Regions from separate parts of the Homo sapiens genome. Here region 1 is linked to region 2. A link is a loop called in an ENCODE intact Hi-C map of the cell type or tissue named here. Cell type or tissue: heart left ventricle. All regions are shown on one strand. Links, peaks and the distances in the headings refer to the core of each region. The heading gives the core; the rest is flanking DNA.

The links. Peaks named below come from ENCODE experiments on the same cell type or tissue, not always from the same donor. Only the 100,000 strongest peaks of a DNase experiment are listed, where the experiment ranks them.
Region 1: a loop joins it to region 2, with 3 times the contacts of the local background. A loop is called at or near these places in 21 of 110 quality-filtered maps.

What each region holds. Positions count from the first base shown.
Region 1 is chr18:10,782,690-10,790,689 of GRCh38, reverse strand. PIEZO2 (piezo type mechanosensitive ion channel component 2) reads left to right here. Exons shown (of 56, transcript NM_001378183.1): 15 at 1,325-1,611; 16 at 3,506-3,654; 17 at 5,733-5,906. Among named protein-coding and RNA genes, the nearest start is that of MIR6788, 27 kb to the right of the region's middle. In heart left ventricle, for the core only: a CTCF peak has its summit at 3,192 (motif pointing left); a DNase peak (open chromatin) is centred at 3,189.
Region 2 is chr18:11,148,922-11,166,001 of GRCh38, reverse strand. It overlaps PIEZO2 (piezo type mechanosensitive ion channel component 2), which reads left to right and starts at 16,433. Exons shown (of 56, transcript NM_001378183.1): 1 at 16,433-17,080. RefSeq lists silencers at 16,081-16,530, 16,771-17,050, 17,071-17,080 and an enhancer at 17,024-17,080. In heart left ventricle, for the core only: a CTCF peak has its summit at 11,430 (motif pointing right); no DNase peak of the experiment used is centred there; H3K27me3 peaks cover 4,207 bases.

The DNA.
Region 1 (8,000 bases), core at 1-8,000, 370 kb after region 2:
ACGAAGGTGATTCCCAATGAAAGAAAAACTGAGGCTCTGAGAAATTAAATGCTTCCTCCCAGGTCATACTTCTAGTGAGTACTGGAAACAAGAAGCTAAGTCACATCTTTCACATTTAAAACTTCTCTCTTCTTTCTTAACAATAGTATACCACAATGTAAAAACAGAGGATGATGATGTTATCACCTTGATAATTTTAGACCTGCTATATAGGTAAAATAAGAACAGCTTGCTCCCTAATTCCCTAGGTATGCCAATAAATGTAAATTTAATATTTGTAGAATGGATTGAAGACTATTGTGAGGTTAAGAAGCACTGTCTGTGAAAAGGAGCCTAGAAATGTCCACAGAAGCTGGGCTGGTCACCTTCAGATTAAACCAGTAACCATAAGAATGAATACAGGCATATATATATCTCCATACACACACACATATATTTATGTTTAGTTTCTTATTTGGACCTAAACAATGAGTTGTTTTTCAGTAACAAAAGTCTGTCTATAAGATTCAAATCTTGCCTGTATGAGTTTGGATGTCTCTGTTCAACATAGTGATTAAATTAACCAGTTAATTTTGGTAAAAAATGGTTAATTTGAGATCAACTGTTGCTCTGAGCCCTCACTTGATTTTCACTCTTCTCACTGTGAATCTACTAGTTGTTTGAATAAATTATTCAAATTAACCCCAATAATTATTTTGAAATAATTATTCAAGTTCTTCAAATATAAGGCTGTGTAACACAGAGATGACTCTTATGTATTTTAAAGCAACACAAAATAAGTTTTTTATTTTGATCCATTAAATTGTTTTAAACTTAAATTACAATTACTCTTTCAATCTAATTTAAATTAAATTATGTTTTGCTGTAACTCTTAAATTTTTAGTTATTTAAAAGTATACTTTTTGTTTAAGATTGTTAGCATTAACCACATTTAGTAAAGTACTATTTGGATTGTCTAGAGCCATGAAGCAATTAGAATTTGAAATTGATATAGTCATTTAGATTTGTGCTATTGTTGCCTATTTATTTTTTACATCTCACAGTACTTAAAGCTATCACTGGATATCAGAAAGAAAAAAGATCTTGTATATAAATTAGTGTTACCAAATTTATTTTCTTGTAAACTATATTTTGAGAAGGTTATGAAAATTGACTTTTAATCTAGTTATAAATGTTGCTGAGTTTATGAGAATAGTCTAAAATCATCCAAATTATACAATAACTTAGAAAATGCATGCCTCTACATCCTATACCTATCACATGGTCAAAGTGTGGTCTGCACAGATAACCAGCTAAGTATAACAGCACAGTTTTCTATTTGAAGATGAGGAACTTCAAGATATACAAGTGGAAGGAGAGCCCAAAGAGGAGGAAGAAGAGGAAGCGAAGGAAGAGAAGCAAGAGAGAAAGAAGGTAGAGCAAGAGGAAGCTGAAGAAGAAGATGAGCAGGACATCATGAAAGTCCTGGGCAATCTGGTGGTGGCCATGTTCATCAAGTACTGGATCTACGTCTGCGGAGGCATGTTCTTCTTCGTCAGCTTCGAGGGTAAAATCGTAATGTACAAAATCATCTACATGGTGCTGTTCCTGTTCTGTGTGGCCCTATACCAGGTAGGTACACAGTTGACCATTTTAATTCTCACATCTCTCCCAGGAGTATACATGAGCTACCTCTGCAGAGATTTTAAATCACTAGAATCTCATGAACATGGATAAAGTGATTGGCAAGATTCAAACATCGTATCCCAAGAATCCTAAAATGGGAAATGACTGTCTTCAACTTGTTTACTATTTCAGAATTTCAGGGCTGGGTGCAGTGGCTCATGCCTGTAATTTCAGCACTTTGGGAGGCAAGGGAGGAGGACTGCTTGAGGCCAGGAGTTCCAAACCAACCTGGGCAAAATACTGAAACCTTGTCTCTACAAAACATTTTCTTAAATTAAAAAATTAGCCAGTTGTGGTGGCACACCTGTAGTCCTAGCTTCTTGGTAGACCAAGGCAGGAGGATCACTTGATCCCAGGAGGTCAAGGCTGCAGTGAGCTATGCTTGTACCACTGCACTCCAGCTGGGCAACAGATTAAGATGCCATCTCTAAAAAAAGTAAAAATAAAAATTTTAGGTTGTTGAAAAATCAGGAAAAAGTTCATACATAGGTTTTCCAAAAATTATTGATCAAAAAAAATCTGTAAAATTGAATTACATTTCTATTTCTTCCTTCCTTCCTTCCTTCCTTCCTTCCTTCCTTCCTTCCTTCCTTCCTTTCTTTCTTTTTTTTTTTTTGAGACAGGGTCTTGCTCTGTCCCTTAGGCTGGAGTGTAGTGGCGTGATCTCTGCTCATTGCTCACTGCAATCTCTGCCTCCCAGTTTCAAGGAATTCTCATGCCTCAGCCTCCCAAGTAGCTGGGATTCCAAGTGTGTGCCAACACCTCCAGCTAATGTTTGTATTTTTAGTAGAGACGGGGTTTCACCATGTTGGCCAGGCTGGTTTCAAACTCCTGGCTTCAAGCGATCTGCCCTCCTCGGCCTTCCAGAGTTCTGGGATTACAGGCATGAGCCACCGCACCTGGCCTGTAAAAATTGAATTATATTTTAAAATAGTAATTTAAAAGCTGGATAATCTGAAGTCGTAGAGTATTCCTAGGTATACTTTTGCATTTCAGGCTTTAGGGTCAGAAAAAGATATATGTGTGGCATGTGCCTGCTCTTTGTGTACATATATATATATGTATAGTGCATTGACTGCTTTCATATTTCATTAATTAAAAGAATTTCATTCATTAAAATAAGTTAATATATGAGATACATTAAAATGAGTTACTTCTCCACAGACTCACTTTTAACTGATGATAAAAGAGAACCCAATAATAGAAACACATGAAAGAGTAAAATATCTTGCAGGTAGCCAACAAAACAAATAAAGGAACTACAATAAACAAGAGTACATAATATGTTAAGATAAAAAAATCTCAAAAGAAATCAGTGAACTTTTGAATACTCTTAAAAATTCAGGATGGATGTTCTCTAATGAATATCCACAGCTTACGGTAAAACGAGATGTCTTTTTTCTGTGGTTGGTTCACATTTTCATTCATACAATATTGCTTTCAATTTCAAAATGGATGTGGTTTTCTCTGAGCAATGATAACCACAATGACAGCAGCACCTACCCTACTGTTCCTTGAGCGCCCCCTATGGGCCAGATAGCTTGCAGGAACCCATAAGCAATATCTATTTCATCCTCGTAGCAACCCTGCAAAATAGGCACTTATGGAAGGTTCAGCCTCTTCCCCACACAGTTAGCAATCATTTATAAAACTGGGGTTCTAACCCAGGACCACTCCACTGTGATAGACACGGAACATTAAAAACTAGAAATGAAATAGACTTTATTTTCAGACACTTGTAAATGTATCACTTGTCTTACTTGAATTAAACCAAATATTTTTGTGAGTTTTCCTAAAAGTGATTTTTTCTCATTTTTTTTTTTCAATGTCTGATTTGCAGGTGCACTATGAATGGTGGAGGAAAATTCTAAAATATTTTTGGATGTCAGTGGTTATTTACACTATGCTGGTGCTTATCTTTATATACACATATCAGTTTGAGAACTTCCCAGGCCTGTGGCAAAATATGACTGGACTGAAAAAAGAAAAGTAAGTGATTTTGAGTTGAAAATGATGAACAAGATGAAGACTTGAATGCATATTGTTCAAAGCATCTTTAAGGAAGATTTTAGTAAAGCATGATGTCATCAATGTCTATAAGTTCCTCAATAATAGAAATTAAAACTGAGTCGTTTTTGTGTTCTCTTTACTTAGCCCTTAGCTTAGAACATAATAGGCACTCCATGAATTTTCAGAATTTTAATGAAATGACATTTTCTAATGTTAGTTTCATGTGAAACACACCTAACACTTAGTCGTGCTTTCTGCCCTCCACATTGGAGCTCAGTTCTTCAGTTCTTAAGTAAGTTCATGCACTTATAACATAAAGTAGCAGACTTTGCTCATTTATGTTGCTGGGTGCTTAGATTCTAAGGAGTATTTAGCGCCAAAAAGAAATAAATTTCTCCAAGTGCTCATAGACTTGTGATGATGAGATGGTGTTCCTGTGCATGTGGGAGATAGTGCTCTATCCTTCTCTAATTTTCTTCTGTAAACTTCTGAAATTAGTTTGGAAATCCAGCCAGCATTGGGTTTTGAGCTGAATATATTGATGTGGCTGAGAAGGGAAGTCCCTTAAAAGTCTCTGTCCCTTAGAAGGGAAAGATAACTGTGTAACTACACCAACACAGCTGAAGTGTCTATACAATAAGCATTTATTAAATGCTGTCCATGTGCTGACACTGTTTTGTGCCTGGAATATGACAGGGAACAAGACAGACAAAATCTAAGCCCTGTAGATCTTATATTCTAGCAGAGGAGACAAACAAAACTATTTAGTGTAAAATAAGTCTATTATACTTTGTGACAGGTCTGTGAAGGAAACAGACAACAGGCTGAGGCAGTGAGTAAGGGGGAACTATAAATGAGTGACTGGCACGGGCTTTGCTGAGGAGCTGGTTTAAACTACAGTTGAAGCATTAGAAGAAGCTTGTCTTAGGAAAAGTGTGTGAGTTGGAGTCTGGGGTGTGGAAGGACATTTCAGGCAGAGGGAACAGCACATGCAAAGGTCCTGAGGCAAGTCAGAGTTTGGCACAGTTCATAAGAGGAACTGAAGACAGGGGGTGAGTGGACAGCGAAGAGTGGGGAGAATTCAGGCAGGCAGCTGGGATGTGCATGGCTTGTAGGTAGCATTATTTGTATTTTATTCTTGGTGGAATTTTCCAATCTTTAAAGATCCCTTGACTAGCTGAGAAAAAGCGATGTGTGGGAGTAGAAACAAGGAGACTAGTTAGTAGGCAGCAGCAGCGGTCCTGTGAGAAATGATGGGAGCTTCCCCTAGATTTGGTGGAGGCAGAGACGGATAACAGGAGTGGGCAATTCAAGAGGTGCTTTAGGATGCTGAAGGAAATGTGGATGAATGAGATATGAAAGAAAAGAACACAGGAGGCGTCTGACTTCTCAGTTTGCGCAGGGTAGACAGTTGTACCATTTATTGGTTCAGGGATACTAGAGTGGGGAGAGGGATGTGGAGGACAGCTTTGCCAAGAAAAATAGGAAAATCAAGAATACTGTTTTGGAAGCACTAATATAAAATAACTGTGAAACAACCAATTTCCAGTAGCAATTTGGGCACGAGAATCTTACAGGAGGAGCCTGCGCTGTAGATGCACTTTGAGTCCTTGGTGTAAGGATGATGTGTAAATCCACAGAAGAGGATTTCCCTAGGGGGAAAGCACAGCTGGAAGAGAGATCAAAACAGAGTCCTGGGGAAATTTCAGCCTCTAGAGGTCCAATAGAAAAGGGGGAGATCATGGAGGAACAAGAAACCAAGAGAGTGTGATGGTGTCAAGACCACACTTGCTTCAAGGAGGACCAGAGGTTTAATTAAATAAAGCTGAAGAAATAGTCCTGGAATTTGGGAATGTCAAGGTTTATTATTGACCATTGTTAAAGTAGGTTAGCTGGCTTGGTGGAAACGAAAGCCATATTGGACCATATGGGAGAGAGGGATTCAATAAACGATAGACCTGACAGGAGTGTAAGACTGTGATGTAGTTTATCACAAAGAGTTTGTGACTTCATTGCGTAAGAGAGGTTCCTGCTTTTTATTTTGTTTTGTTTTGCAGGCTTGAGGATCTTGGCTTAAAGCAGTTTACTGTGGCTGAACTATTCACTCGCATATTCATCCCAACCTCCTTTCTGCTGGTGTGCATTTTACACCTGCACTACTTCCATGACCGGTTCCTTGAACTCACAGACCTCAAGTCCATTCCCAGCAAAGAAGACAACACCATCTACAGGTGAGCCACTGGAAGAAACACAGACCTCTTATTAGCAGGAAGGCAGCTCTTCAACCCTACCTTAGGTTGGCCACCTTGCGAGAAGCCAGTAATCTAAAAGTTTCAGCCTTGAATTTTCCATGAGTATCAGCTTGTGAGAAAAAGAGGAAAACATGTGGAAGATTCTGTGACACGTTCTGAAACAATGGGTAGTGACTTATGACTGGTTAATGTAAAGTGATCTTGATCGTCTTGTGAGATATTCAGAGTAGCTGTGGAGACTTAAATATTTTAGAGTTGATATGTGTATTTGTGTCTAGGCTGGTTATATGTTTTTAGAACATTTAGGGAATCTGGCTAATTCAGAGGATTTTTCCATTATGCCAACCACAAGTACAGAAGTCTTGTGAGAGCATAGCAAAAGATGATGGGCAGTTTTCCCTTCCACTTTGGAAATAAAGAACTTTGGCTGAAAAAACAGAATCTGCAATTGACTAGTAACTACAATCATATTTAAGAGGACAACATGATGACAATATCTTCTTTTAGCAGCTTACGGCTGTTTTATCCTCATCAATAAATATACATTGTTTGCAAATAACAGATGGGATATTACTTTTCCTGCCCGTATTTATTCAAACCACAATGGGTTATCACAAATCCTTCACTGTGTTCCATCACGGGGAGATCACAAGCATTCTTTTAGTGAACGCTGACAATGGTTTTCCTTTCTGCCTCATGTTTAGCCTATGATTCAGATATTGGAAAAATACTTGTTAAGCAGCTAAGGGAGCAAAGGGCTGTATTGAGAGGAGCACAGAGGCCACGGATGAAAATTCTCCTTAATTATTTGACTTTAAGGGAAAAAATGCAGGTATCAATAGAAGATGAAGTAGGAGTTCATGATATGCATTTCGTAAAATGCCAAACTTCCAGCGTTCTGCTGTGTAGGAACTAGAGTTATGGATAGACCCAAAACATTTATTTAATGATGAGAAACATTTTATAATCCTTGTTTATGACCAGCAGATTCACTTTTCTTATTGTGTTGTGTTTCGCCTATCATTCTGATACTTCAGATGACTCGTAACCCATGGAACCAAGAGGTATCAATCAGTCATGACTTGTTTTGCTATCTAGCCACCAGGAAAATCAGGCTCTGCTAAAACCTCTCTGCTCCCAAGGCCCCAGCAGGGAGGAGGGCATGGATGGGGTCAGTGGTTTACCATCTCCATATCTGTACTCCTGCTACCTTCAGTGATGATCAAGCATTAGGAAAAATAAAGTAGTTATTAGAAGTTTGGGGAACCCTAGAAGATATCAGTCATAGACAAACTTGATGGGAGGGAAAATCACCCCAAGTTTAAAAGTTTACAAAGAGAATGCCTGCACATAAAAGTGAGAATTGTCAATAATCAGAAAAAGGATTTTTTTAATCATTATTTTGACATTGTTTGTGATCTGTGTGGATAAAACTAGTATTTGATATTTAATTCTGACCATGTAACATGTTTAAATTTACTATAAGCCCTCACCATTCTTTTCAAGGGCCCTATTCAATAATTACAAAGTATTTTAGTTAGCAGAGCCAATTTATATGTTTGTGAAGGAGTTGTAATTATTAAGCATTGCTAGTGAAATCTTTTTTAAAAAAAAATCTTTTTTTTCTTCCAAATGCCATTTCTTCTCTTGCATATTCATTTTTTTTTCTCACTAAAAGTGCCTCCAGCATGCAGGAACCTTTTTCTTGCCATTTTTCTTAATGTGGATGTGTCTGAGTCTTCTGTCACGCAATCAAACAGAGATATAATTCACCATTTATCCAGAAAAGTAGAAACATGCAGGACCACAGTTTTGCAGAAGACAATTTGGTTCACCAGCCTAGAGACTCCCAAGGTTTGGACCTAGCGTATGTGAAAACTGAATTAAGGTCCCACAGAATTCCCTTTAAGCGTGTATAGCAGTGTTTAGCCTATGCAGGTTCTGGGGAAAGACTGCAGCCCACGTCAAGATGTAGGTTCTATGTTTCCTCAGCTGCCGCTTCACAGCCCTTACCCTGCACCCCATGGCAGAGAAGAAAGATCTAAATGATCTGTACCGATATGAGTCCTGACT
Region 2 (17,080 bases), core at 6,905-14,904:
AATCAAGGAGAGAGAGTGCTATTCACAGCATCCCTCTTCCCTCCGCTGGTAATCCAGTCATTTTAATCAACCTGAAATTCCCTAATATTACCACCTTCCTTCCTGCCTCTGTTTCCCTGCACACATTGTTCCCTCAGTTTGGCCTGCCCTGTCTTCTTTTCAAGGAGCTCATCTAAGCTAGTTGTTAATCTATGAGTCTATCCAGGGCAGAGACTAAGAGCCTATTGATCTTGGTACTCTCAGTCCCTATTACCGTGCTTGGTGAAGAGTTGGGACACAGTAGATTGGAACTCTTTGCAGACTTGATTGGTTCAATCTGATTCTATGAGATATTTATTAAGCAATGTCAGTAGTATGGCAGAAATGAAAAGACAAAGGAAACACCACCTTTCTTCCAACTGTTTTGATCTGGTGAGAGAGCTAGGTATACTATCTAGTATCTAGTGAGAGAGAGAAAACTATGCCAGGATAGACATTAGCCATTGAACACAGGGGAGACCAGAGAGATCAGCAGCAGGGTTGACAAACATTATCTGTAAAGGGCAAGATAAATGTGTTAGGCTTTGTGCGCCGTACACTCTCTGTTGAAATAGCAACTCAACTCTACCATCCTAGCAAAGAGGCAACCACAGACAACATGTCAACAAATGAGCATGGCAGTGTCCCAATAAAACTTTATTGATAAAAACAGCAGACTAGATTTGGCCCATGGGGTGCAGCTTCCTGATTCTGATCTAGAGATATGGCTTTTTTTTTTCTTATTTAATAAAGGGGAAAAATTTTGGAAGGAATATACAAGTAACTGTGGAACCGGTCATTCTGTGCAATAAGCAAGTATGTGGGATGGGGAGAGGAGGCAGAGGGGGTGTGAGGGGAACAGGCAAGGAGGTCAGAAGTTAGAGAGATGGGACAGAGACAAAGTCAACCTTGCAGTTGTCCCCAAGGTTCTCTTATTAACTTGTGTGCTGGGAGCACCCTGCTCCAAGCTGCCCACAGCCTATCTAGTTTGTCCCTGAGCTAAGCTGGCTAACCTGCTAGGGTCAGTGTCTCCCTCCTGGGAAAATGATGGAATGGACATTTAAAAAAAAAAAAAAAAAGGTTCATGCCTGTAATCCCAGCACTTCGGGAGGCCAAAGTAGGTGGATCACTTGAGGTCAAGAGTTCGAGACCAGCCTGGCCAACATGGTGAAACCCCGTCTCTACTAAAAATACAAAAATTGGCCAGGCAGTGGTGGCGCGTGCCCATGATCCCAGATACTCAGGAGGCTGAGGCAAGAGAATCGCTTGAGCCTGGGAGGCAGAGGTTGCAGTGAGCCGAGATTACTGCAACCTGGGCGACTCAGCAAGACCTGCTCTCAAAAAAAAAAAAAAAAAAGTACAGCTATGAGAGGAACATCTCTACACTTACCTCCACCCGCCCCCAGACCACGGACGTTCATGTTGAGTCTTTGTGAGGGCTGCCTGTGCACATGGCCTTGAAGAATCTCCTCAGTGAGCACCTGCATTTTATCTGCTCTGCACAAAAGGTCTTCGCAGGATTACTCTGGTGACCTGGCATGCTCAGATGCAGGCGTTCATCAGAGCAATCAAGATTATGTCTCATCCAAGGAACTTTGTTTAAATTCCACTAGTATTTTTTTAAATTTACAAATATTCCTTCTCAAATCAAGAATTTAAAGTCTGTTCACACATAAGCATGGAAAAGTCTTTCATGAAGACAAAATGGTCCATCTAAGCAAATGATTTTAACAATTTTAGTGTGGGCAAATTCTCACATTTTCTGTTTTCTCCTTTGGCAGACATCTGACCAATTTGAGCCTATTTTGATTTCCTGAATGGTCAGTGTCTCGTGGGCTGGAATATTTGTGTGTGTGTGTCTCCGATGTCATTTCTTCTTTGTGGATTATTAAAATAAATTCATTTCCCTTAGTCTTTCCTTTTCCCATTTGCAAAGACTTGTTTCCTTTGTGTCTGTGCTTATCAGTGTCTTGTCTTGAGGTAGGCGTTTAGGGTGAACAGCAGTGGGTGTCCCCCTCCAAGGAGTGCTCAGCCTCCCGGGCGTTAGTGACGCCTCAAACCTGCGTTAGGGACGCTCAGGCTGTTTGTTGGGAGCGGCGCACAAGCCCCTGCTCCGCTGGGCCCGCGGCGTGCCTGCGTCTGCCTCTCTGCACCCTGCAGCGCGGCCAGCAGGGAGCGCACCCGGGAACCCCCAAGAGTTCCCATTTTCACTTCTTTGCAGGATAGTAATGGATCATGGACGTGCAAACAAAACAAACTTGGAGAGCTTCAGAATAACAGTGAGTCTGAACAGTTGCCATTCTGATTCAGTGGCTTCCTGTTACTGTAGCTATTCCTATCTATCACACCATTTCACAGAGCTCTACATATTTTACCTCTAAATCCAAGCTACAAACAAAACTAGCTTACATTTATTAAGTACTTGCCAGGTACTCATCAAAGCATTTAACATGAAGAAATGCACTTAAATATCAGGATAACACAAAAATACAAGTACTATCAACATTTCCATTTTATTGATGAGGAAATTGAGGCTTACAGGGATGAGGCTTAGCTAATACGTGGTAAGCCAGGATTCAAACCCAGGCTGATTAACTCCAGGCCCCACACTCTTACTGCACCCAGCACTGCTTCCTACATATTTAGCAAGTATGTTTTCTGTGTCAGGCACTCTGCTGAAAATTGCATATGAATAATGGACAAAACGCATGGGGCTTTCAGTCTGCGGTCACAGAAATGAATAAACATACACACACACAAAATTTAAAGTAGTAATAAGTGTTATGAGGAACAAGAGAAGGACACTGAGAAATGGAACAATGAGAGGAGGAGGGGGAGGGAAAGGAAGCTACAAGTTCGGTGGTTGGGGAAGGATTCTCTCAGCCCCACCTGGTGTTGCATTCCAGACCCCACTAGAGACAGTGCTGGGTCAAAAAGCCAGGTGAGATTGAAGAATGAGAAGAAGACAGGAAGAGCGAGCTCTCTGGGAAGAGAGACCAGATGTGTGAAGCCTTACGAAAAACAAAGAAAAAACAAAAGGAAAGAAGAACTTGGTGTTTTCATGTGGAGTGAAATCAAAACCATTTGCCCTGCTACATATCCAAGACATTCAGCCAATATCAATGCCCACTTTTAATCCTTTTTAATACAGAAAGTGTATTAGAAATAAATGCTCGTTGTCTTTGGCCTGGATCCATGACTACTCTGCAAGGAAGGGTTGTCAAACCACATTTGGGCCACCCTGAGATTGTGATTGGCTGTGAAACAGGATTGGCTGCAACACATTCAACCAGAATGGCCCAGCCCATATATCTGTCTAAATCTTGCAAGTACTGCAAGCAGACCTAGTGGAAGACCTTGCCTACAATGGGCGAAGGAGACCCAGAGCAAGGATTCTTAAGAGGTGCAGTCATCTGCAGAAGAGAAAACACTGGCTTTGTGGCCCAGCACTTTCTGTTGTGGGGCCTGGAACACTATGCCAGCTGGGGCTGAGTTCTTAAAGGTCCTGCACTAGACCGGACATGAGTGGAGCCATGGCACCGTGGCTCCATTATTTACCAACATGTCCGGAGCTGAGAACTGTGCCTGAAATATAGTGAATACTCATGAGAATTGTTGCATAAGCTGAGAAAAATCATTTAGGTGAGTGGACAGAAGGAAGAGGAGTAGCTCAGCCATTCTACTTGGAGAATAGAGGAACTTTCATAGCTTTTATTGAACATCTTGTTTCAGATTATTGGTTAATTTATTATTTTGTTTTGTGTATTAGTTTGTTTATGGGTTGCCTGCCTATGGGTTTATTAAAAGAGAAGGGAATGCGTTTAGATAAGGAAAGAAAGACTGCCCTTGAAATGTATGTTCTTGGAGAAATCATCAATGTTTTAAGTTGTCTTGGTCACTGAACAGAACAAAAAGCCAACCTAGTAGAAGTTCTTAGTTCTCACCTTTGTGCCTTTCCCAGTTATGTGATGAGCACTGGCTGCTTGTGGCCACAGCTGCCCTTCTCAGAGGATGGCACTTGGTTGAAATGAGGGGGGTCCTCCTAGGGAGGTTATGACCCCACCTCATACCTTAGGCAGCTCTTGGCCAATGACTGACTGACAAAGGGGCACAAAAGCCTGCCCCTTTTCTCAAAGTGTGGCCATCTCTGTAACGCCTTTTACATTTCCAGGTGCTCCCTGTGACCGGGCTGAGGCTCTAATCTCTATCACACTCCCCGTCCCTACTTAGCTTTCTTCCCCTGCCCACCTGCCTCCCTCATCCCTCTCCTCCTGAGCTCTTCCATCAGTCAATCACTTATATAAGAAGCCTCACTTAGGACCTGCTTTTAGGGAACCTGAATAAGGCTGGCAGGGTTCATTGTTCTTCCAGACATTGCTTTTCTTTCTGTCTGAGCTGATCCCCCAGCTGGGGATCCATTTCCCAAACTCTGTAAGCCTGGGGACCTCATGCTTACCACCTTATCTTTGTGCCTATGGATGACTGTCAAGGGAAACATTTTCTCTAGGAACTGCATTGCTAATGGGATCAAACATTGGCAACATATCGATCAAGTCTCCTTTTCTTTTTTTCTTTTATTTAAGACAGACTTTCACTCTTGTTGCCCAGGAAGGAGTGCAATGGTGTGATCTCGGCTCACCACAACCTCCACCTCCCAGGTTCAAGTGATTCTCTTGCCTCAGCCTCCCAAGTAGCTGGGATTACAGGCACACGCCATCACACCCAGCTAATTTTGTATTTTTAGTAGAGATGGGGTTTCTCCGTGTTGGTCAGGCTGGTCTCGAACTCCTGACCTCAGGTGATCTGCCCGCCTCGGCCTCCCAAAGTTCTGGGATTACAGGCATGAGCCACCGCGCCCGGCCTCAAGTCTCCTTTTCTATTGCAGTGTTTGTTTTGTCACTGGCAAATAGTCCTTCCCACGTCCCATACTTTTCTTTTTTAATTGGCATATTCTTTCTTTCGATCTGTCAATGTCTTAAATTGCAATAGTCAGACTATGTTGGCTTGTGTCTTATTTTCTGTACTTAAGGTAACTTTGCATTCTGACTTCACCAACTTTATGTTGATTTTATAGCTTGGTCCTCAAAGCGCAATCATACTCCAATCATTGCCATGTGCTGGGGGATAAATCCCACATTTATTACACTAAATTCGTGAAAAGGTTTGAATTTCACTCTTTGCTCATTTCACTTCTGGGAATGAAACTCCGTAAATACTTTCATTTGTCAAGAAATCAAGAAAGACTTTTATTACAATGGCTTCCTTTCTGAAAGGTATGTGTTATTTTAAGGATAACAAGAATCTGCAAATTGATGTTCCCTGAATATGACTTGAGTAATATAGTAGTTTATGTTTGCACAGAAGGTGCTGACTTGGATGGAGAGAATATTTCAACTTCTGGCTCTTAGTAAAGTGGTAAGCTAGAAACTTTTGCCTGGCTTCATTCCTATCTAACTCCCAGGACTGATTTGCAAATTCATGAGATAATGTCTGAGAACCACTCTGCGCTCTTAAGAGAAAGGAGCCAGATAAATGTAACGTATCATAATTAGAGCCACTGCATTTTGCTTAACTTCCACACTTCTGGGAAAATGATTAAGCTACTTGGCTTCTTCCTTTCCCAAAGTCCTTTACCCAGGTGCCATATCCTTGCTGTCTATATGGTTACAACTTTACCATTCTTTCTGTTCACACTTCTTCTTCATTTTAAGGAAAACAAAAATACAAAGTTTTAGGTAACCCACCTTAGCTAGGACAGCTCCTGAGTGCACAGGCTGGGATTTGAATATAATGCCTCCCCCCTACTCATACACTCAGATTTTTTTACTATAGAGGATAAGAACTAGCTTCCCCAATCTCAGTCATTTCATGTACTGAGAATCTGCAGGAGGTTAATGAGGTTGAATGACATTGTGGCAGGTGCACTCATCTTGTGGTAAGGGATTCGGTACTGAGCATTCTCATCTCCCAGTCAGTCATTCTTAACACGTTCTGTAGTCCCTTTAAAGCCCTGCTTTCAAGAACCACTGTGATTACAGTGATCTGTAAATGTATGTCGTGGTGGATCTTAAGGTTACCCCCCAGCCAGGACATGGGTGCTGAGGGGTGGGAGCACAGCCCAGGCCCCCTGAAGAACGCAGGTGGTGCTGCACATGGCACCCATCAGCCTGCTGTCCTGGGGCGCTGTGGGCAGTGGAAAGGACCTCAGTCCAGAGTCTGCGGATCTAGCTGCCGGAACTAACTCTCCCCACACTCGCTGTGAGACCTAGAGCAATTCATAGACCTTCATGCAACTCAGTCCCACATTGGTTGGGAATGAGGCAAAAGGTAGTTTGGAGGCAATCTCTTAACCTCTTAACAATCTCCTCAAAATGCAACTGGAACATTCTAAGTACTCAGTGAATATTCTGCTCTCTTGTCACTGTTCTCTTCTTCCAGCTTGGAAAGTAGGCTTGGGACTAGACGTGAAGCTGCCATCTTGCATACATAAAAGCCATCATGAGGAAGGATGTCAGTGGCTCACAATGAAAGGACGAAGGGACCAGAGCAGCTCAAGGCGCTGGGGATATTCTGCTGCTGCTGCTGCGCCAGCCTGGGATGGCCCATCTCTGCACACCCGGCATGTGAGGAAAGTTCATTCACGTTCGGTTAAGCCACCATAGCAGGGTTTCCATAAAAGCAATGATCATTTCATCATATCTAACAAGAATTAGAAACATCAATGCTATCAAGAAATATTTGAAATATGTCTTATTTAATGATGATCCTTGCCTGTGTGTGGTGTGCCTTAATTTATTAGGTAATAATAATTATATATATATACATATATGAATATATATTTATATTTATATATCTCACTATTTTATATATATACTCATATATGTGTGTGTATATCACATCCTATATTATAAACATATATATAACTATTAACTATTACCAAATATAGATAACTTATAATCTTATATATATAATTTATAACTTACAAGTATATAAGTACTCATATGTTGGATCATATGCACAAAAGCTTTTTCTGATAGGTGTGTGTGATCCAGAAAGTGTGGAGAGCATTTCTCACAAAGTCTCTAAGTGCCATGGTAACAGTTACACAAAGCTATGTAACATATAGGGCATAGATCTTAATAACCACTCTGAGAAAGAAGGGTAATTCATATTAATGCTCAGGGTTTATAGCTGCCTAGTTCCGAATGTTTCCATGTCCCTTGGCAAGGGAGCCACGGAGGCAATCGCCCTCCCACACCTTCTGAGATTTTAGCTCACAGCTTTATGCCACTTTTCCATTCTGAATGGAAACTTCTTTGTGAAATCACTAATGTTAACATGCCTTAGGAACTATCTTATGCAGCCTATCGTCCACTCCGAAGAGAAAAGAAATGTCCCAGAGGTGGCTGGGCATGGTGGCTCACGCCTGTAATCCCAGCACTTTGAGAGGCTGAGGTGGGCAGATCGCCTGAGGTCAGGAGTTCAAGACCAGCCTAGCCAACATGGTGAAACACTGTCTCTACTAAAAATACAAAAATTAGCTGGGCATGGTGGTGGGCGCCTGTAATCCCAGCTACTTGGGAGGCTGAGGCAGGAGAATTGCTTGAAACTGGGAAGTGGAGGTTGCAGTGAACCGAGATCACGCCACTCCACTCCTCCAGCCTGGCGACAGAGCAAGACTCTGTCTCAAAAAAAGAAAAGAAAGAAATGAAAGAAAAAGAAAAGAAATGTCCCAGAGGCGACTCTCCTTGCATCCAAGATTCTACCAAATTGTTGAATCTAATAACGTTTGCCCTTCTAGAGCATAAAACAAATGGAATTAAAGCTCATGGGGAAAAATATGCCCAACATGTGTTACTGGTTGGAGGATTCTCCTCAAAGCGGATAGTTTAAAAATAAAAACATTAATAATTATAGTAACAGTGATAACATTACACTGGTTTGTTTAATATTTCATAGTTAGCAGGTAAAGTAGGTTCAAATGTCTCATTTTATTTTTACATCAATCCTGGATGTGAAATTGGCTTGCTTATGCATAATTATGAATCAGTGTCATCATTTAATTACTACGAGAAAATTCAATGGTATAGGAACTTAATCACACACAAAATGGTGATTGCCCAATAAATAAAATGTTGCCAGAAGCCAAGGGAAAAAAAAAAAGGGTGAAAATGCTAAAATCCACCATTCGGGCCGGGCGCGGTGGCTCACGCCTGTAATCTCAGCACTTTGGGAGGCTGAGGCAGGCAGATCACGAGGTCAGGAGATCGAAACCATCCTGGCTAACACGGTGAAACCCCGTCTCTACTAAAAATACAAAAAAATCAGCTGGCCACGGTGGCGGGCGCCTGTAGTCCCAGCTACTTGGGAGGCTGAGGCAGGAGAATGGCGTGAACCCGGGAGGCGGAGCTTGCAGTGAGCCGAGATCACACCACTGCACTCCAGCCTGGGCCACAGAGCAAGACTCCGTCTCAAAATAAATAAATAAATAAAAGTTGATATACGATAGTTGTACAGCTTTTTGGGGTACACGTGATATTTTGGTACCTGTACATGGCCATACCGTCCTGAATGTGCCTGATCGCCTCATGCCCTTTCTTACTCCTGTTTCTAACAGCACATGTTAGCCAGACACTTATGCTGAAAATGATGACATGCAAGGAAAGGGGAGAAAGGACACCCCTAGCTCCTTTCCCTGTCAGCCCACTCTTAACTCGCAGTAAGCCAGAGGCAGAGAATGTTGGTAGAATGTGAGTATATCAAGAAGTGAAATAAAAACAGTTGAGTTCATTCCATGCAGTCTGTCAACTGTTTGCTAAGAACAAAGTGCATATGCCTGTACAAGCTAAACAACACAAAGTGTGTGATTTCAATAATTCTGCATATGAGTTGAATGCTCTTATATTTATTTGGATTTAAAACTGACATTGTGGAATATAAATATTTATGGTTAAATTATGCTAATAATTTAAATGATTTTGACTTTTACTCACTTAGAACATTAAATGGCCATATAAAGTGCTATGGCAATTTGAGAGAGAGAGGCCGTAGAAGAAAGGGAAAACCTTTATATTTAAGGATTCTGAGTAGCACTTTTTTTTCTGCCTTTTGAACAAGGAGCCCACATTTTCATTTTGCACTGCAGCTCACAAATTTTGTAGCTGGCCCTAGACTCATCTGAGGTGGGAGAGCAGTTATCTGACAGAATCTCAAAGAGTTGTCACTGTTTTGAGACGCATAACATCAGAAACTTGAATTTTGGAAAAGACATTTTATACAACAGGGGTTCATTCACCTTTAATTTTATAGCATGTTTTCTTTTTTAAAATGCTTGCTTTTCTCAGCTGTGTTAACAGAATACAAGAAAATGCATTTTTTCCTTCATCAGAAAGAGAGAAGGAACCCCATGCCAGTAATAATCCAGGCAAGGGGACACAGGGACCCCCATCTCGCTGAGGGATTTTGATTCCAGAGGTTTTGCTTCTCACTTGACGGGAAGCACACTGTTGTCTTCTGCTTATTTTAGTAAGGGGACTGTGATGGTTAATACTGAGTGTCAACTTGATTGGACTGAAGGATGCAAAGTATTGTTCCTGGGTGTGTCTGTGAGAGTGTTCCCAAAGGAGAGTAACATTTGAGTCAGTGGACTGGGAGAGGCAGACCCGCCCTCAATCTGGGTGGGCACCATCTAATCAGCTGCCAGCACGGGTAGAATAAAAGCAGGCAGAGGAACGTGGAAAGGCTAGACTGGCTTGGTCTCCTTGCCTATATCTTTCTCCTGTGCCGGATGCTTCCTGCCCTAGAACATCGGACTCCAAGTTCTTCAGCTTTGGGACTCTTGGACCTTCAAACACAGACTGAAGACTGCACTGTCGGCTTCCCTGCTTTTGAGCTTTTGGGACTCGGACTGGCTTTCTTGCTCATCAGCTTGCAGACAGCCTATTGTGGGACCTCACCTTGTGATTGTGTGAGTCAACATTCCTTAATAAACTCCGCTTCATATATACATCTATCCTATTTTTTCTGTCCCTCTAGAGAACCGTAATACAGGGGCCATGTACTCACATCCCAATATGAACAAGCAAAACTCTTGTCTGAAGGACCTGAAAGAATCTTAGATGAACCCATGATGTTTATCTTGTCACTGGGCAAGCCAGAGAAAGTGTCACACTGACCTACGGAGAAAAGCTTTTCAGTCAGGAAGTTCACCCTCAAGGTCTGCTTTCCTGTTTCAGGAGTGTGGCTAAGCATTTGCTCATGCCCGCCAATGCCCTCCATTTACAGAGGAGTAAGTGGATCACAGGAATGTGCTCTTGGCCCGAGGAATTGCATCTCACTGGCTACAGTATTGCTGCAGGCCCAGAAGGCATCTACACATTTGCTCTGCCTGTACAAAGATTTAAAAGAAAGCAGATTGAGCACACAAAAACCCCAAAGTGGGAAAACCCACAAAACCCAGAAAGGTCAAGCAATTTATTTAGCAACATTTCAGCAAGAGGTTGCCAGAACTGAAATGTCCCAAGTCTCTTGACTTCCTGCCAGTGCACTTTGAGTCTCCCATCTGAGAAGCGAACAGCAGCATGAAGACAGGACACTAAAGACAGCGAACTCCAGGTTTCCTGTGTGACAGTCCTTATTCCTGTGATCTATGACTGCCTATGTCGGTTGTTTTGCTTGTACTTAAGTGTTTACTACTGTTTCAATTTAATGGAAAATAGAGAAGCCCATAAATTGGAAACCATATGACCTGGCAAACGGTTTAAGCTGTGTGGGACGTCCAGTTGATGGAATATGGAAATTTCCTGTGAACTGCTCTTAAATCCTTTAACACATAGTACTCTCTGCTGCCTCTGGGATGTCATCTGTTCTTTCTGCCTGGGAACATTATTCCTTCTCTTCTCACCTAGGTAACTCCTTTATTCAGTCAACAAATATTATGCCGTCTGTACTATGGGCCCCATGCTCTTTTAGGTCCTGGGGATACAGCCATGAACAACAAAGTCCCTGCCCACTTGGAGCTTACATTCTGGTGAATCTACACTCACCCTTCAAGATGTGACATACATCTCCTTCTCAAGGGATCTGTCCTCCTGTGCCTCCCCCAGAGGAGGTTGGGTTTACCATTTATACTCTCCCCTAAGGCCCAATACTTCTTCAGAGTTCTTTGCAGGCATGTATTATTTTCTTCATTATTTATACATAGTTGGTTAATGTCTGTCTTTCATTGCTGGATGGTGACCTTATGAAGGCAGTGGCTATGCTGGTTCTGCCCACTGCTGTATTTCTGAGCCCATCAGCCTGCAACATGGGCTATAATCAATGTTTGTTTGTTGATTGTGGCTAATTGCATGCTTTCTGCTAGAAGTACTTGTATTTTTTCAATATACTTCTAGCCAAAAGGTGGCACTGCAGGAGAATAAGTGAACAAAGCTTCAAACTAGTTAACTGTAATCATTGGATGGGATCCAATTAGTTATAGGCTAGTGTTAGAACTAGAAATAGCTTATTTCAAAACTTGTACACACGCATATCCATACACATATTCGAAATCTCAATAAAACCAATGAATGAAAGTCACCTAAGCTTATTAAGAATATTAACATTTCTATGACCATTGCAGAGATCCAGATGCAGTTACAAACACAGCTAGAATCCAAATTATGATTCATTAACTAATAAATATCTATTTAGGACATGGACAAGTTGAATTTTTTTATCTCAGTGGTTACAAGTAAAGAAAAAAAACCTGTAATTTTTTTTGGTTAGTAACTTGCTTTGACTTACTACAATTTCATTGCAAAATTATCCTCCAAATTCCAGCTCCCTTCCATAAGTCTTCTTATAGCATGATAAGCCTTTCTGAAAAAATGATATTACAACCAGCAGCCTCTTCAAAGGCTTCAGCAACAAATACACAGACAGCAGATAGACAACTGCTAGATAAAAATCTGCTCACAATGTTGGCTGTAAATAATGAATGGTGGTTTCCATGTTTTAGCATTGGCCACCTGGGTGCCTGTGGTGCCCAAGGCAAGTCACCAACTTCAGCAGAGCATCCTCCCCACAAATCGGAATCTCTTCCTTTATGTGTTTACCTCCAAAAACCAAATACAAGTTTACATGGTCCTTTTATTTTTATATGAGATATATCTGATGTGGTTATGGGTGAGTGTGTATATGTGTGTGTGAGATTGTGTGCACATGCCTCTGTGTGTGTGTGTAATGGAAGTGTGTAAGTAGAATATGATTCACTTGGAAACAATATTTTGCTTTATATTCTGCTTTATAGATGAAATTTTATCCATGTCCTCATATCCTCCAATCTAGTTGGAAAGATAAGGCCCATAGACATGTCGGTTAGCTGCGTTTTCAAGGTTTTTGAACTACAGATACAAATCAGCAGTGTGCTTCAGATTCGGCATCCATATTACAATTCACAAACTGCAGTTAAGGCTACAGTATACATTTTACGTAGGCTTAGCAGGAAGATTCCACCAAAGGGCCAGATGTCAGAGACAGTGAATTTCACTGTGCGTTGCTCTGATGAGGGATAACTTCTTTAGCAGAAGTATGAGCAGACCATGTCTCCTGCACATTATTAGAAGTTGTCTAGGTCTTTGGAATTTGGAGACTTCGAAAATACTTCTGCTGTAAACATTAAATTGATAGCTTTTTAAAAATGTACAACCTCAGCATATATTAGCAAAAAGAAGAAAGCCATTCAGCTTCCAAGTTTTCTTAAGAATAAGAGCCAAAATCTCTGTGGCTTCTAACAAAAATAACTTCCAAATAAATATTGTGCCTTATGACACAATGATAATTATAAATGAGAACTAGAAATATATATATATTTAAATTTTTTAGTTAACATATATGTAAGAAAAACACATGTGACCAATGCTAGAAGATATTCTCCTTAATTAAGTTGGTAAGAGGTACCACATTCTCCACAGGCTGGATGGCATCAATGGATTTTGGCAGATTTCACTGAAGGAAGAAAATGCCAGGTTGACAAACTTTATATTCCTTGTGGGAGACATTGTTTTGTAAAGTTCCCATTTGGGACAATATCCATCTCTGAGATCTTTCAAAGGAAGCTAACAAAGTATCCCAGAGAATAACAGACATAGAGCTAAACATGACACAGGGCTAAACACATTATCTGTGTTTTCCTAGTAAGCATGATACAAACAAATTAGTGTTTGGGACAAAGATCGAGTTTCTGAATGATTTTGTCAATCAGTGCAACAGTAAACCAAATTTAGAAAAGATAAAAGCTAGGGCCAGGTGCGGTGGTTCACCCCGGTAATCCCAGCACTTTGGGAGGCTAAAGCGGCTGGATCACCTGAGTTCAGGAGTTCGAGACCAGCTTGGCCAACATGGCAAAACCCTGTATCTACTAAAAATACAAAAATTAGCCAGGCGTGGTGGTGTGCGCCTGTATTCTCAGCTACCTGGGAGGCTGAGGCAAGAGAATCACTTGAACCTGGGAGGCGGAGGTTGCAGTGATCTGAGATTGTGCCATTGCACTCCAGCCTGGGCAACAGAGTGTGACTTCATCTCAAAAAAAAAAAAAAAAAGATAAATCTAAACAGGTGAGATGAAATGCACACAAGGCAAAAAATGACACACTATGGAGAAAACCTTGAACACTTAAGAAAATGTTGATCAGTTCTTAAACATATTGCTGGGAGCATAAACATATTGCTGTCTGTCTCACTGCAGGTCACTGTGCTTTAGCATAATTGTTTGATAAATGTAGAATTAGTTCTTGTTTTTCAACAACAATAATAACAACAATAATAGGAATAATAGCAGCCAATATTCATTGAATGATTACTATGCACCAGGCATTTCTCTAAGAACTCTATAAACTGTCTCTATCTGTGTAGACTCCATATTGGGTAGGTTTTACTGCTTTCCTTAACTTACAGATGAAGAAGCTGAGGCACTAAAAGTCTCAATAATGATCAAAAGAAGTCATTGTTTGTCATTGTGGATGCAGAGAGGCATAGGGTGTCTGGTGCTTAATTCATTACCGGGGTAAACTGGTGATTATACACATCAGGTACCCATGAAATATCAAAATAATATGTCCATGAGTATTTTACATGTTTGATTTCTCCCCAAAGCATTTTTAAACTCACATACTCTTTCAAATTTTAGACAAGATTCTGGCAAACTTTGGAATAAAGTTTGCCAGGCAAGCAGAGCTCCCGAACAGTGATCAATACCCTCATGGGCTGGTGAGTCCTTAAAAACTAACCTGTCTAGACACCAGATACTGCTTCTATGAGAGCAGGGAAAATTGAGGGTTAAACAGCCCTTGTAAAAACAATGCCACTGCTATGGATATGTATGCTCAAGTCAAGTCCATTGTGAAAGAAAATACAGCTTCAGAAAGGTGGATGAGGTTTGGAGATGCTGGTTTTGAAAGCCAATGGACTATTTTCTGAGTCTGATATGAAAATGAGGACAGCGGTCTTCACCCCTGACTGCATACTTAAGAATCACTTGAGAGCTTTAAGAAAAATACAGGTGTGGGGGCCCCATCGCAGACCAATTAAATCAGGATTTCAGGGAGTGTGGAGACTGAGCGTTTTTCAAAAGCTCCCCAGGTGACTGCAACATGTAGCCAGCATGGAGAAGCCTATTTCAGATGTAGTCTAGACCGCTGAAACTTCCCCTTGAGTACATACGTTGGAAGTCTCAGAACTGGGATGTAGTTGTTAAAATCTCTAACGCCCCAGCAGCCAAGTTGGTACACACTGTGGCAGAGAAAGCTCGAAGTTTATTTGGTAAGACCACCCACCTGCTGGGAATCTTGTGCCTCCCAGCTTATGTTATTTTGAAAGAGAATTATTGTGAAAAAGTCTAGACAGTTGTTAGTATGGGAAGCCTATCAAGAACATAAGAAAGTATTCAGAGAATACAGAATTCATGTGATGACACAGTATTATTTAAAATTCAGGAGTCCTTCACCTATTAGCTCCCAAGAATGAGTCGTACATGGGGTGAGGTGGGGAGGGCATGGATGTGAAGGCAGACTTATGAACATCAAAATTAGTGGTAGATTTATATCAGGCTTCTACAAACAGGCTACACAAACCATTTCTTGATAGCATTTCTTGGTGACTGGATGCTAATTTAAGTTCTATCGTCTCCTGTAGGTCTGCTGTTGAGCTCATGACTACGCCCGGGTTTAGGTGCTATCTAAGCTTCTTGAGGATGGCAGAGCACATGGGTGGTTTAAGTTTCAGGGTGTCTTCACCATATGCCAACTGTCTTGAGTCTTCATTCAAAAAGCAATGGTTCATAGTTTTTCTGTAATTCTCAGAGAATTCGTGAAGGCACCTGAGCTCAAACCACAAGCTTACCCTGTCTCAAAAAAGGGATGTCCACAAAAGCGTTTCAAATGGCTAAAAAGACGGGGGTTTGCCTGTTTTTCATCAGCTCACTGCTCTATCCCCTCCAACTAATGCAAGCCAGGAATGTAGGTGCGGAAGGGAAGCCAGGTCCTTCCCAGTGTGTCCTCCTGATGGAATGCCAGTCCTGAACAGTCCTCTCTACAGATGCTAACAGCCTCTTCCTCCATGTCCGGAAAGACCCCTACTGTGCTCTAGCAAATCTCCTCCACTCTCGGATAACAGTTAAATAAAAGACCCAGGCACACTGCAGTCTCCCAGCTAGAGCCAGATTTCTCTAGATCTTGCCTAGAACAGGCAAAAAGCAGTGCACTAGGAGAAAGGGAGAATATTCTCAGTGCCAACGCTCTCTTTCCCCAGAGCCACGACAAGCAAGGAGCAAAACTGAGGTGAAAACGGAGAGTTCCCCCAAATGCACAAAGTGGGTGCATTATCTGTTGGGGAAGACCCGGGATTTCCCAGAGTCTATTCAGAATGGCAAGTTCTTGCTATGTGAAATATGGGCAGGGTCAACGGTGTAGATGAATTCAGCTCTATTCTTCTTAATGCCAGTGTGCACCTGTGGACCCAGCAGAAGTCGGGGTCGCACAGGACTCTCCAAGCCCCTGGCTTCTCTCCTGCCGGGCCTGTGCGTTTCCCTCGGACCTTAAACGGTTCCCTGGGTTTGGGCAAGCTCAGGGCCCGGCCGGGTGGACTGGATGCCAGGGTGCACCACCGGAATGACAGAACCACGCAGAGCCGCGGGGCTGCGGGAGCCAGTGGGGCAGGAGTGCCCGCGGAGGGCGAGCCAAGGCGCGCAGCCCACTGGCAGGCCAGGCCGGGTCTCTCCCAGGCGCGGGAGCCGCGGGTGGGGGCTTGCCCTCCGCGCCGGTGCAAGGCTCTCACTTCCCCAGCCGCTCAGGGGCGGGCTCCGCGCGCGCAGGCCCCGGAGCCGCCATCCCATTGGCCGGGGGACACGCCCGTCCCCGAGTGAGGGCTTCGAAAGTTTCATTGAAGGTGGAGAAGCGCGCGCCGCCGGGGAGCCCCGGCTGCGCCGCGAGGGCGAGGCTGCAAGGCGGCAGGCGGTGGTCGCGCTGGGCGACGGGACGGCGCTGGTTTTTCTCTTGAGTTTTAAATTGAGGCGGTGGAGGAGGGAGTGGGAGACCCACTCACCCGATATGCGCTCTGGTCTCCATTTCTCCCCACGCTCGCGCCGTTCCTTCGAGTGAGGGAGGGACTCGCAGCGCCGCCCGCGCACCGGACCCACAAGGCGAGCCCCGTGGTGGCGGGGATGGTTCTGCGCGCCTGGCAGCTCCCACCCCGGTCTCTCCGGCCCGAAGCTGGGGGGCGCAGGGGCTGAGCTGCGCTGCCTCTCGGGGATCCGCCGCGGGCCGCCTGGGGGCTGGAGGGCGAGACCCGGAGCCCGCCGGGCAGCTCCGAGAGCCGGGGCCGAGGCCAGAGCGCGGCAGCCTGCGTGGGCAGCGGAGACGAGGCCGGGCAAAGGAGACGCGGTGGCTTCAGAGGGGCTTCCAAGTAGAAAACTCCCCGGCCGCCCCCAAACGACGCCCCGGGAGCCAGGCGGGAGCACAGCACGCCCTTCTTGCCCCCTTTGCTCGCCGCGCCGCCTCCCAGGACCCTCCCAAAGCGTCCCTCTCCAA